2 separate regions of the Homo sapiens genome follow, and region 2 is linked to region 1. Evidence: read pairs that join two places in POLR2A ChIA-PET (ENCODE). Cell type or tissue: Panc1. All regions are shown on one strand. Region 1 overlaps TTLL9 (tubulin tyrosine ligase like 9). Region 2 holds the start of TTLL9 (tubulin tyrosine ligase like 9).

The links. Peaks named below come from ENCODE experiments on the same cell type or tissue, not always from the same donor. Only the 100,000 strongest peaks of a DNase experiment are listed, where the experiment ranks them.
Region 2: POLR2A ChIA-PET joins it to region 1 with 5 read pairs; 12 of 35 experiments call an interaction of 5 or more read pairs at or near these places.

The regions. Positions count from the first base shown.
Region 1 is chr20:31,928,386-31,933,385 of GRCh38, forward strand. All of the region lies in intron 10 of TTLL9 (tubulin tyrosine ligase like 9), which reads left to right. Among named protein-coding and RNA genes, the nearest start is that of PDRG1, 21 kb to the right of the region's middle. In Panc1, no CTCF peak of the experiment used is centred here; no DNase peak of the experiment used is centred here; H3K27me3 peaks cover 895 bases.
Region 2 is chr20:31,870,581-31,875,580 of GRCh38, forward strand. It overlaps TTLL9 (tubulin tyrosine ligase like 9), which reads left to right and starts at 54. Exons shown (of 15, transcript NM_001008409.5): 1 at 54-369; 2 at 542-615. The coding sequence starts at 547. It also overlaps a transcript of DUSP15 not described here. In Panc1, no CTCF peak of the experiment used is centred here; no DNase peak of the experiment used is centred here; H3K4me3 peaks cover 790 bases; H3K27ac peaks cover 636 bases; H3K27me3 peaks cover 275 bases.

The DNA.
Region 1 (5,000 bases):
CATCCAGATTTAACAGATTAATATTTTACCACATTCGCATCAGATATTACATACTAACTTTTAAAATAATTTTGGATCACAAAATAATAAACATTTTTAACCTGACTTCATTATATATAATATATATAGTTTATACATAATTATTCAAATATATATTTGCATATAGTATATCTATACATACACTAAATACAAAAATATTCATTGAAACACTGTATATAATAGTATACAGTCATCACCCTTGATCCCTTAAATCTCCCTTGAGGGATGGTGAAATGAATGATAAAGCATCTATGTGATCTTGTGCATCTGTTGAAAGCAATGAGATAGGTCAAAATATCATGACATAGAAAGATATCTAAAACAGATGATTAAGTGAAAAACAAAATGTAAGATGGAGAACCTGGTATATTCATGTTCCCATTTTTGCCTTTAAGGAAGAATGTTTATGTTTAAGAAAAAGTATGAAAGGATGTTCGTGATTCACCAGTCTATCTTAGTGATTGATTGATTGACAGTTTCCTTCTCTGTTGCCCCCGATCGAGTACAGTGGTGGGATCACAGCTCTTTGCAGCCTTGAACTCCTGGGCTCAAGTGATCCTCCCACCTCAGCCTCCTGTGCAGCTGAGACCACAGGCACATGCCACTGTGCCTGGCTAACTTGTTTTTTGTAGCAATGAGTTCTCGCTATGTTGCCCAGGCTGGTCTCAAACTCCTAGGCTCAAGAGTGTGACCTTGATTCAACAGTTTGAATCCTCCCACCTTGATCTTCCAAGGTGCTGGGATTACAGGCGTGAGCCACCGTGCCCAGCCTCACTAATCTATTAACTCTGAAAACTGCAGAGAATTAGAACCAGGTCAGGAAACATTTATTTTAAACTTTATACATGTCTATTATGAATTGTTTCTACAATGGATAGGCCTTACTCTAATAATAAAATAATAAAACATTGAAAGGATATAGTTTTATAATAAAAGTGGTATAGCTCATGAAAATCAAATCAGAATATTCAGAACAGTGCAAAAAGAAAGAGAAACCTTCTCTAGGCATATTTTCTAGCAGAAACTTCTTACTATTTTGGTGTATTTCCTTCCAGGCTCATTTGTAGGGAATTTTGTTGTCATTCACCTTTTATATATAAATGATCCCATTGTATAAATACAACATTTTCTTGCACTAAACATTATCAGCAGTATTTTCCTTGTAGACTTTTTTTTTTTCATTAATGAAAATATTCCACTGAGTAGGTTTCCTGGTTTTCTAATCCCCCATGCTGCAGGCATTTGGGAAGTATTCAATTTCTTGCTATAGTGACACATAATGCTGCAAAGGAACATATTTCTTCATAAACCTTTTACAGTATTAAGATTTTTCCTTTGGATGGTGTCACAAAGATGTAAATACTGAGTCAAGCCCATCTGGCCAGATTGCTTCCCAGAAGAGTCCTTTTATCTTTTTACCCTCACTGGGTGTGGTGGCTCACGCCTGTAATCCTAGCACTTTGGGAGCTGAGGCGGTCAGATCACTTGAGGTCAGGAGCTTGAGACCAGCCTGACCAATATGGTGAAACCTGATCTCTACTAAAAATACAAAAATTAGCCAGGCATGGTGGCAGGCGCCTGTAATCCCAGCTACTCGGGAGGCTGAGGTAGGAGAATCACTTGAACCCGGGAGGTGGAGGTTGCAGTGAGCCAAGATTGTGCCACTGCACTCCAGCCTGAGCAACAGAGCAAGACTCTATCTTAAAAATAAATAAATAAAAATAAAATATTTTTACCCTCCTATTGACTGGTCCATTTCATCCCAACTCCCCAGTCCTGGGGACAATTGTTTTAAACAGCCATTTCTGAAACGACTGGGCATGTCTAGGTGAAGCAGATAGGGGCATTCATTATATGATTCTTGCAAATATTCTGTGAGTTTTGAAGTTTTCAAAATGAAAAGATTTTTTAAATGCAACTGACTTGATGAGGGAGCAGAATTTTGCCTTAGAATTAGCATTTCTTCCAATTTTCATTTTCCCCCATTTGCGTGCCTTTGAAATTATATATCTTCTATTACTAGGAACTTTGAGCTTTTTCCCAGATGGGGTCCTACCAGCTTTATTTTCTCTTTTATGTCTGTCCATATCCTTTACTTAGTAAATAAACAGTCATACATTTTATTGTTAATTCATGTGGGATTTTCATGTGACAGAAACAGACTATTGCATTTGCTACACATCTTTTCTGTGGTCACTGATTCTTTAATTTTTGCATTGACATCTGTTCATTTTTATTTTCACATGCTTGTCCATTGGTTTACTTGTCCATTGGTTTCCTCTGTGATTTTTACCATCATTTCTAAACTAAGAAAAGTCTTTTTCTCCTAAATATTTTGCAGTGAATCAGTTCTGTTTCTCTGTGGATTTATTTTGATTGTATGTTTACTCTGCTACTTGACCATTGGTCCACTGAGACCTGGTTTTAGGTTCCTCTCTAGAGACGGGAGGCTCTGAGGTTGGCTGACCCATCTCTCACCCCTTTCTTTCAGCCTCTGCTTCTCCTCTGCTCCTAAGGAGGCCCGCTGTCTCCTCCACAGCAGGCGGGAGCAGTGTGTGAAGTGTGAAGTTCTGGGAGTCGTACTTCCTTCATCTGAAGAGAGCTATTTCCCCTCTTCAGCCAGTAACTTACTTTGCCCCAGCATCCTCTTTTCCTTTTTTTTTTTTTTTTTTCAAGACAGAGTCTTGCTCTGTTGCCCAGGCTGGAGTGCAGTGGCACAATCACGGTTCACTACAGCCTCCATCTCCTGGGCTGAAGCGATCCTCCTACCTCAGCCTCCCTTGTAGCTGGGACCACAGGCACGCACCACCATGCCCAGCTAATTTTTAAATTTTTTATAGAGACTGGTCTCACTATGTTGCCCAGGCTGGTCTCAAACTCCTGGGCTCAAGCGATCCTCCTGCCTTGCCCTTCCAAAGTGCTGGGATTACAGCCTCGACTTCCCGGGCTCAAATGATCCTCCCACCTCAGCCCCTCAAGTAGCTGGGACTATAGATGCTCGCTTCCACGCCTGGCTAATTTTTGTATTTCGTGTACATACAGGGTTTCACCCTGTTGCCCAGGCAGGTCTTGAACTCCTGGACTCAAGTGACCTGCCTGCCTTGACCTCCCAAAGTGCTAGGATTACAGGCGCGGCCACCATGCCTGGCCAATACTTGCTATTATCTGTCTTTTTCATTATAGCCATCCTAGTGGATGTGCAGTGGTTTTGATTGGCATTTCCCTGATGACTAATTATACTGAGCACCTTTTATGTGCTTGTGGCCACTTATAAATCTCTTCAAATCCTTTGCCCATTCTTAAATTGGATTAACTTTTTATTGTTGAGTTATAAGAATCCTGTATGTATTCTGGATACTAGTCCCTTATTAGATACATTATTTACAAATATTTTTTCTCATTCTGTGGGTTTTCTTTCACTTTTTGATAATTTCCGTTGAAGCACAGAAGTTTTTAATTCTGATAAAGTTGAATTTATCTACTTTTTCTTTTGCCATCTGTGCTTTTGGTGTCATATCTAAGAAGATCTGCCTACTCAAGGTCACAGTGACTTATTCCTCTATTTTTCTCTATGAATTTCATAGTTTTGCCTCTTATATTTAGGTCTGTGGTCCATTCAAAATTAATTTTTGGGCTGGGTGCAGTGGCTTATGCCTGTAATCCCAGCACTTTGGCAGGCCAAGGCAGGTGGATTGCTTGAGGTCAGAAGTTTGAGACCAGCCTGGGCAACATGTTGAAACCCTGTCTCTGCAAAAAATAAATTTGGGCCAGGCATGGTGGCTTATGCCTGTAATCCCAGTACTTTGGGAGGCTGAGGCAGGTGGATCGCCTGAGGTCAGGAGTTCCAGACCAGCCTGGCCAACATGGTGAGACCCTGTTTCTACTAAAAATACAAAAACTAGCCGGGCATGATGGTGCTTGCCTGTAGTCCCACCTACTTGGGAGGCTTAGGCAGGAGAATCGTTTGAACCCAGGAGGCGGAGGTTGCAGTGAGATGAGATGGCACCACTGCACTCCAGCCTGGGTGACAGAGCAAGACCCTGTCTCAAAAAAAAAAAAAAGGTCTAAAGAAGACGTCTAGGAAAAAGATGCTAAAGAGTAAAGAGGATACCTTTTCCAGAGAGGCTGAAACCACCCTACTCTGTTCAATACACCACAGACTGGCAGAACCATACATTTAGGGGAATTAGACTTGGAGTCAGAGACCTAGAACCTCTACCTCCCCATCTGAGAAATGCCCCAAGTAAGTCCTGGAGAAAGTCAGGTCTTATGGTCATTTCATGAGGTTTGGTACTGGGTGTGGTGGCTCACACCTGTGATCCCAGCACTCTGGAGGCCGAGGCGGGTGGATTACTTGAGGTCAGGAGTTTGAGATTGGCCTGGCCAACATGGTGAAACCCCATCTCTACTAAAAATACAAAAATCAGCTGGCTTGGTGGTGGGCACCTGTAATCCCCGCTACTTAGGAGGCTGAGGGAAGAGAATCGCTTGAGCTCGGGAGGCGGAGGTTGCAGTGAGCTAAGATTGCGCCACTGCACTCCAGTCTGGGCAAAAGACTACGTCTCAAAACAAACAAACAAACAAATACAACAAGGTTTGGGGAAGCCATCCTGCTTAGTTGTGGGGTGAAGATGTTGAGGAAGGAGTATTCTGAATGGTGGTCACTTAACTTCTCTGAGCCTCCATGGTCTCATCTGTGAGATGGGAATAATTTGGGGAACAAATGAGATAATGTGTGTAAACATGCTCTGTGAGCTGCAAAGTGCTGCTGATGTCACTGGTGGTGACGATGGTGATGGTACTGAGAGGCCAAATCTCAGGGCTGGGCCTTCCAAGGCCACCCTGACCCTATCCCAGTGCTGGATCCCTTTGCCAATATTCCTACAAAGTGGCCGCCCAGCCTGGACCCCTCTAATGACAGACAGCCTACTGTGTCCTGAGATGGTTGTTCTGTATTTGGT
Region 2 (5,000 bases), 58 kb before region 1:
CGGTCATGTGGGGCCCCCGCCTCGGGTCGCGGCGGGGGGCCGGACAAAGCCCCAGTGTGCCGGGCCCACGGCCCGCGGGACAACGGCAGTTTGTTGGGGCCGCGTGGGGCCGCCACCTCCGGAGGTGGGGGCGGGGGCCTTACCCCACCCTGGCACCGGCAGGCGCGGGCGGATGGGGGGATGTCGCCTAGAGCCCCCCGGCCGGCCCACAAACTCCCGTCCCCCTTCCGGCTCTGCCTGGACGTCCCTGCGGGCCCCGGGGGAAAGCACCCAACTTCTCCCGCCTCGGCTTCTAGCAGAAACGTGACGGGGCTGGACTTTGATCGCCGAGGGCTCTCTGCTCTTCAGAGTCTGCTTGGAACGGGATAAGTGGGTAATTCCTTCCGATACATCCTCTCCACCCGTGCAGAGACACCCTACCAACCAGCCTTCCTCCTTTCCCATCCATTCTCCCACCCTCCTGTTCACTCATTCACTCGTCCATCTTCCCATCCATTCATCCATCCTCTCACTCCTTCCTTCCATCCATTTCGGCCCCTAGGAGGGATGGTGCCATCCAGGGAAGCTCTGCTGGGACCAGGCACAACTGCCATTAGGTGCCCCAAGAAATTACAGGTGAATGTTGGGAGAGGGGTTTGAGGGAGGGTTCCAGTCTGAAGGAGACTACATCAGGATGTATTAATAGCTAGAGGTCAGGGTCCTGGAAGGGGTCTGGAGACCAAGGTTTGAGGCCCTGTTCACCTCTGACCTGCTAGATGACCCTGGGAAAGTCCCCGTGACCCCCAGCTAACCCTATCTGTGTTTCTGAGGATGTTGAGGTGAGCCCTTCCTGGCTTCTAGGACCAAAGCTGGAGAATGTAAAATAATCAAGACACTTCCTATAGGACTGAAATAGAAGCAGCTGCACCAGCTTTGTTCCTTCAGCCATCACCCCCACCCCTCAATCTATAGTAGTAGGTGACTGGGGATTGTGGATAGAGAGCAGGACAGAGAGAATCCACAGAGCCCTTTGAAATACAGTGATTGGAGAAAAATAAAACTGTTTCTTCCTCCCTCAAGTTCATAGCATACATGGGGCTGCCCGTCTCAGCTCTCATAAAAGCCCAGAGTTCTCATAAATACCAAATTATTCAGTAAATACTTACTGAGCATCTAGTATATGATAGAGACTAGGGACACAGCAGTGGGTAGAGATTGTTCCTACCTTCATTAGCTAATGGTATAGACCAGCATTGTCCAAATGAAATATAATGCCAGCCACATGTGCAGCCACATTTAAAAAGTAGAAACAAGTTAATTGTTGATAATATTTTTATTTAACTCAATATATCCAAAATATCATTTCAACATATAGTCAGTATTTTAAAACTATAAATGAGATATTTTATATCCTTTTTAAATTGTATTAACTATTCAAAATCTGGTGTCTTTTACATTTACAGCACATCTCAATTCAGACAAGTCACATTCCAAATGCTTACTAGCCATATGCAGCTAGTAGCTACATATTAGACATCTCAGATCTAGGAGGGAAGGCAAACAAGATAGGCAAACAAATAAATTATTTACAAATGGTCCCAGTTTTCTATGAAGGAAACAAAGCAGACAGGGAGAACCTCTCTGAATAAGTGGCATTTGAGCTGAGAGGTGATATATAAGAAGGACCCAGCTGTTTAAAGAGTGGAAAGCCAGGCGCAGTGGCTCATGCCTGTAATCCCAACACATGGGGATGCTGAGGTGGGAGGATCAATTGAGCCCAGGAGTTTGAGACCAGCTTAAGCAATATACTAAAACCCCATCTCTAAAATAAATTTGGCTGGGTATGATGGCTCAGGTCTGTAATCCCAGAACTTTGGGAGGCCAAGGCAGGAGGACTGTGTGAGCCCAGGAGTTTGAGACCAGCCTGGGAAACATAGGGAGACCCTGCTTTTACAAAAAAAAAAAAAAAATTAGCCGGGACCTGTAGTCCAAGCTACTCAGGAAGCTGAAGTGGGAGGACCACTTGAGCCCAGGCGGAGGAGGATCACTTGAGCCCAGGCGGTGGAGGCTGCAGTGAGCCATGAGCGCACCACTGCACTCAAGCCTGGGTGACAGAGCGAGACCTTGTCTCAAAAAAATAAAAAATAACACACACGAAAAAGAAAAAGAGTGGAGAGAGTATTTCCAGCAGAAGGAACAGCATGGGCAAAAGCCCTATGATGGGAATAGCTTGGCCTCTGTAAAAAGCCAGTGGGACTGGAGTAGAGGGAGCTACAGGAGGTGTTAAGAGGACGGTTCAGGGCCGGAGCATGCAGGAGCACATATGGCCATGATTGGGAGTTAAAGTTTTCCTTCTCTTCTGTCGGATAAAAATCCAACAGGAAAATTTAACCTGGGAGGCCAGGTCATCTGATTTATTTAAGTCAAATACTTCGACCCCTCACTGACCCTTTCCTTTATGGGGGCCACTGCAGCAGCTCAGGTAAGAGGTGACAGTGACCTGGGATAGAGTGGGACCCGAGAAGCTGGAAAGAAGGGGATGGACTCAGCATATATGAATATTTTCACAGGGCAGCTGAAAGGACTTGCAGATTGACTGGATGTGGGGGGAAGGAAGGAATTTTAGGATGGCCCCCAGGCTTCCTGCCTTGAAAGTCACTATCTGTGTCACAGAAATGAAAGCAGGGGTGTTCACCAATTCAACACGTTTATTGGGCACTGAGCTATATGTAGGAAATTGTGCCAAAGATGTGCTGACTTAAGTTTCCCCAAATGCCCGACCCATGGATGCTGTAAAGAAATGCTGATGCTGGGCGTGGTGGCTCATGCCTGTAATCCCAGCACTTTGGGAGGCTGAAGCGGGAACATCGCTTGAGCCCAGGAGTTGGAGACCAGCCTGGGCAACATGGCGAAATTTCGTCTCTACAAACAAACAAACTAAAACAAAAAATTAGCCGGGTGTGGTGGCACGAACCTGTAGTCCCAGCTACTTGGAGGCCAAGGTGGGAGGATTGCTTGAGGTTGAGGCTGCAGTGACCTGTGATCACATCACTGTACTTCAGCTTGGATGACAGAGTGAGACCCTGTCAAAAAAAAAGACAAAAGAAAGAAAGAAAGAGAGAGAGAGAAAGAAAGAAAGAAAGAAAGAAAGAAAGAAAGAAAGAAAGAAAGAAAGAAAAAGGAAGGAAGGAAGAAAGAAAGAAAGAAAGAGAAAGAAAGAAAGAAAAAGAAAGAAAGGAAGGAAGGAAGGAAGGAAGGAAGGAAGAAAGAAAGAAAGAAAGAAAGAAAGAAAGAAAGAAAGAAAGAAAGAAAGAAAGAAAGAAAGAGAAAGAAAACACTGATAAACGAGCCTGAAGACTAGCTCCTTACCATGGCCCTGGCCTTAGCAGCTCTGCGATCCTAGGCGGGTGAGCCAATGTCCCTTAATTTACCCATAGAGGGGCAATTGTAACAGTCCTTTGTGTTCCCACTGAGTGCTAAGGGGAAAGATACAAATTACATGTAGGAAAGAATTCTTTCAAGTTAAAAGCCCATATGTGTTATTAGACCTAACATATTTAATATCTATGTACTGTTCAGCCTTTGGAAGTATTAGTTATTACAAAGCCCAATCTGTCTTAAATCATGAAATGACCATTTTACAAAACCAATAATAGGAAGATGCTAAAATGTGGGTCTCACCCTGTCATTCCCTTGCTTAAAGCCCTTTAGTGGATTACTGTGGTAGACAAAATAATGGTCCCCCCAAAGGTGTTTACACTCTATTTCCTTGTAACTGTGAATGTTATATTACATGGCAAAGGGTAGAATTAAGGCTGCAGATGGAATTAAAGTTGCTAATTAGCTGATCTTTTTTTTTTTTTTTTTTTTGAGACAAAGTCTCACTCTGTCGCCCAGGCTGGAGTGCAATGGTGCAATCTCGGCTCAGTGCAACCTCTGCTTCCCAGGTTCAAGCTATTCTCCTGCCTCAGCCTCAAGAGCAGCTGGGACTACAGGTGCCCACCCATGCCTGGCTAATTTTTGTATTTTTAGTAGAGAAGGGGTTTCACCGTGTTGGCCAGGCTGGTCCTGAACTCCTGACCTCAAGTGATCCACCCACCTTGGCCCCCCAAAATGCTGGGATTACAGGCGTGAGCCACCGCGCCCAGCCAGCTGATCTTGAGATGGGGAGATTATGATGGATTATTCAGAGGGGCCCAACATAATCACAAGTGTCATTATTAGTGAAAGAGGGAGGCAGGAGAGTAGGAATCAGAGGGGATGAGATGACGGAAGCAGAAGTCGGAGTGGTGTAATTGCTGGGTTTGCAGATCGAAGGGGGCCCACAGCCAAGGGATGCAAGTGGAAAAGGCAAGGAAACAGATTATCCTAGAGTTTACGAAAGAAACTCAACCCTGCCGTCACCTTCATTTTAGCCCAGTGAGACCCATTTCACATCTCTGACCTCAAGAACTCTAAGATACTACATTTGTGTTGTTTTAAGTCACTTTGTTTGTTGTGATTACAAGCAGCAACAGGAAATTCATACACTCACCAACACCTTTAGGAAAATGTCCAACCTGCTTAGCATGGCACACAAGGAGGCCTTGTGGGATGTGGTTTCTGCCACTGACTTTGAGCAAGTTTTTAAATTTCTCTGGGCCTCAGTTTCATCATCTATGAAATAGGGAGGAAAAAAAACCCTCTGTAGGTCTGTAGTAAGAATAAATGAGAGGACATGTTTCAAATACCTAGTAGAAAGACTGGAACACAGTACATTATTATTATTATTACCATTGGCATTACTATTATCATGGAACAGTTGACAGAGTAGGAACCCTTGTCTCTACTCCCTTCATTAGGGCTATGTTTCCACATCTGTGAAAAAGGAAACAAGACCAAACAGGTTTGGAAACCTCGTCTCTCCCCTCTACTCCACTCTTTCCTAGTTACTGATCCGTGTCATGCTTTGCTTTCTCTGACTTCCAACTTCGCCTAATGCTCTTCTTTCTGCCTGGAATGCTCTTCCCATCCTCCTTACC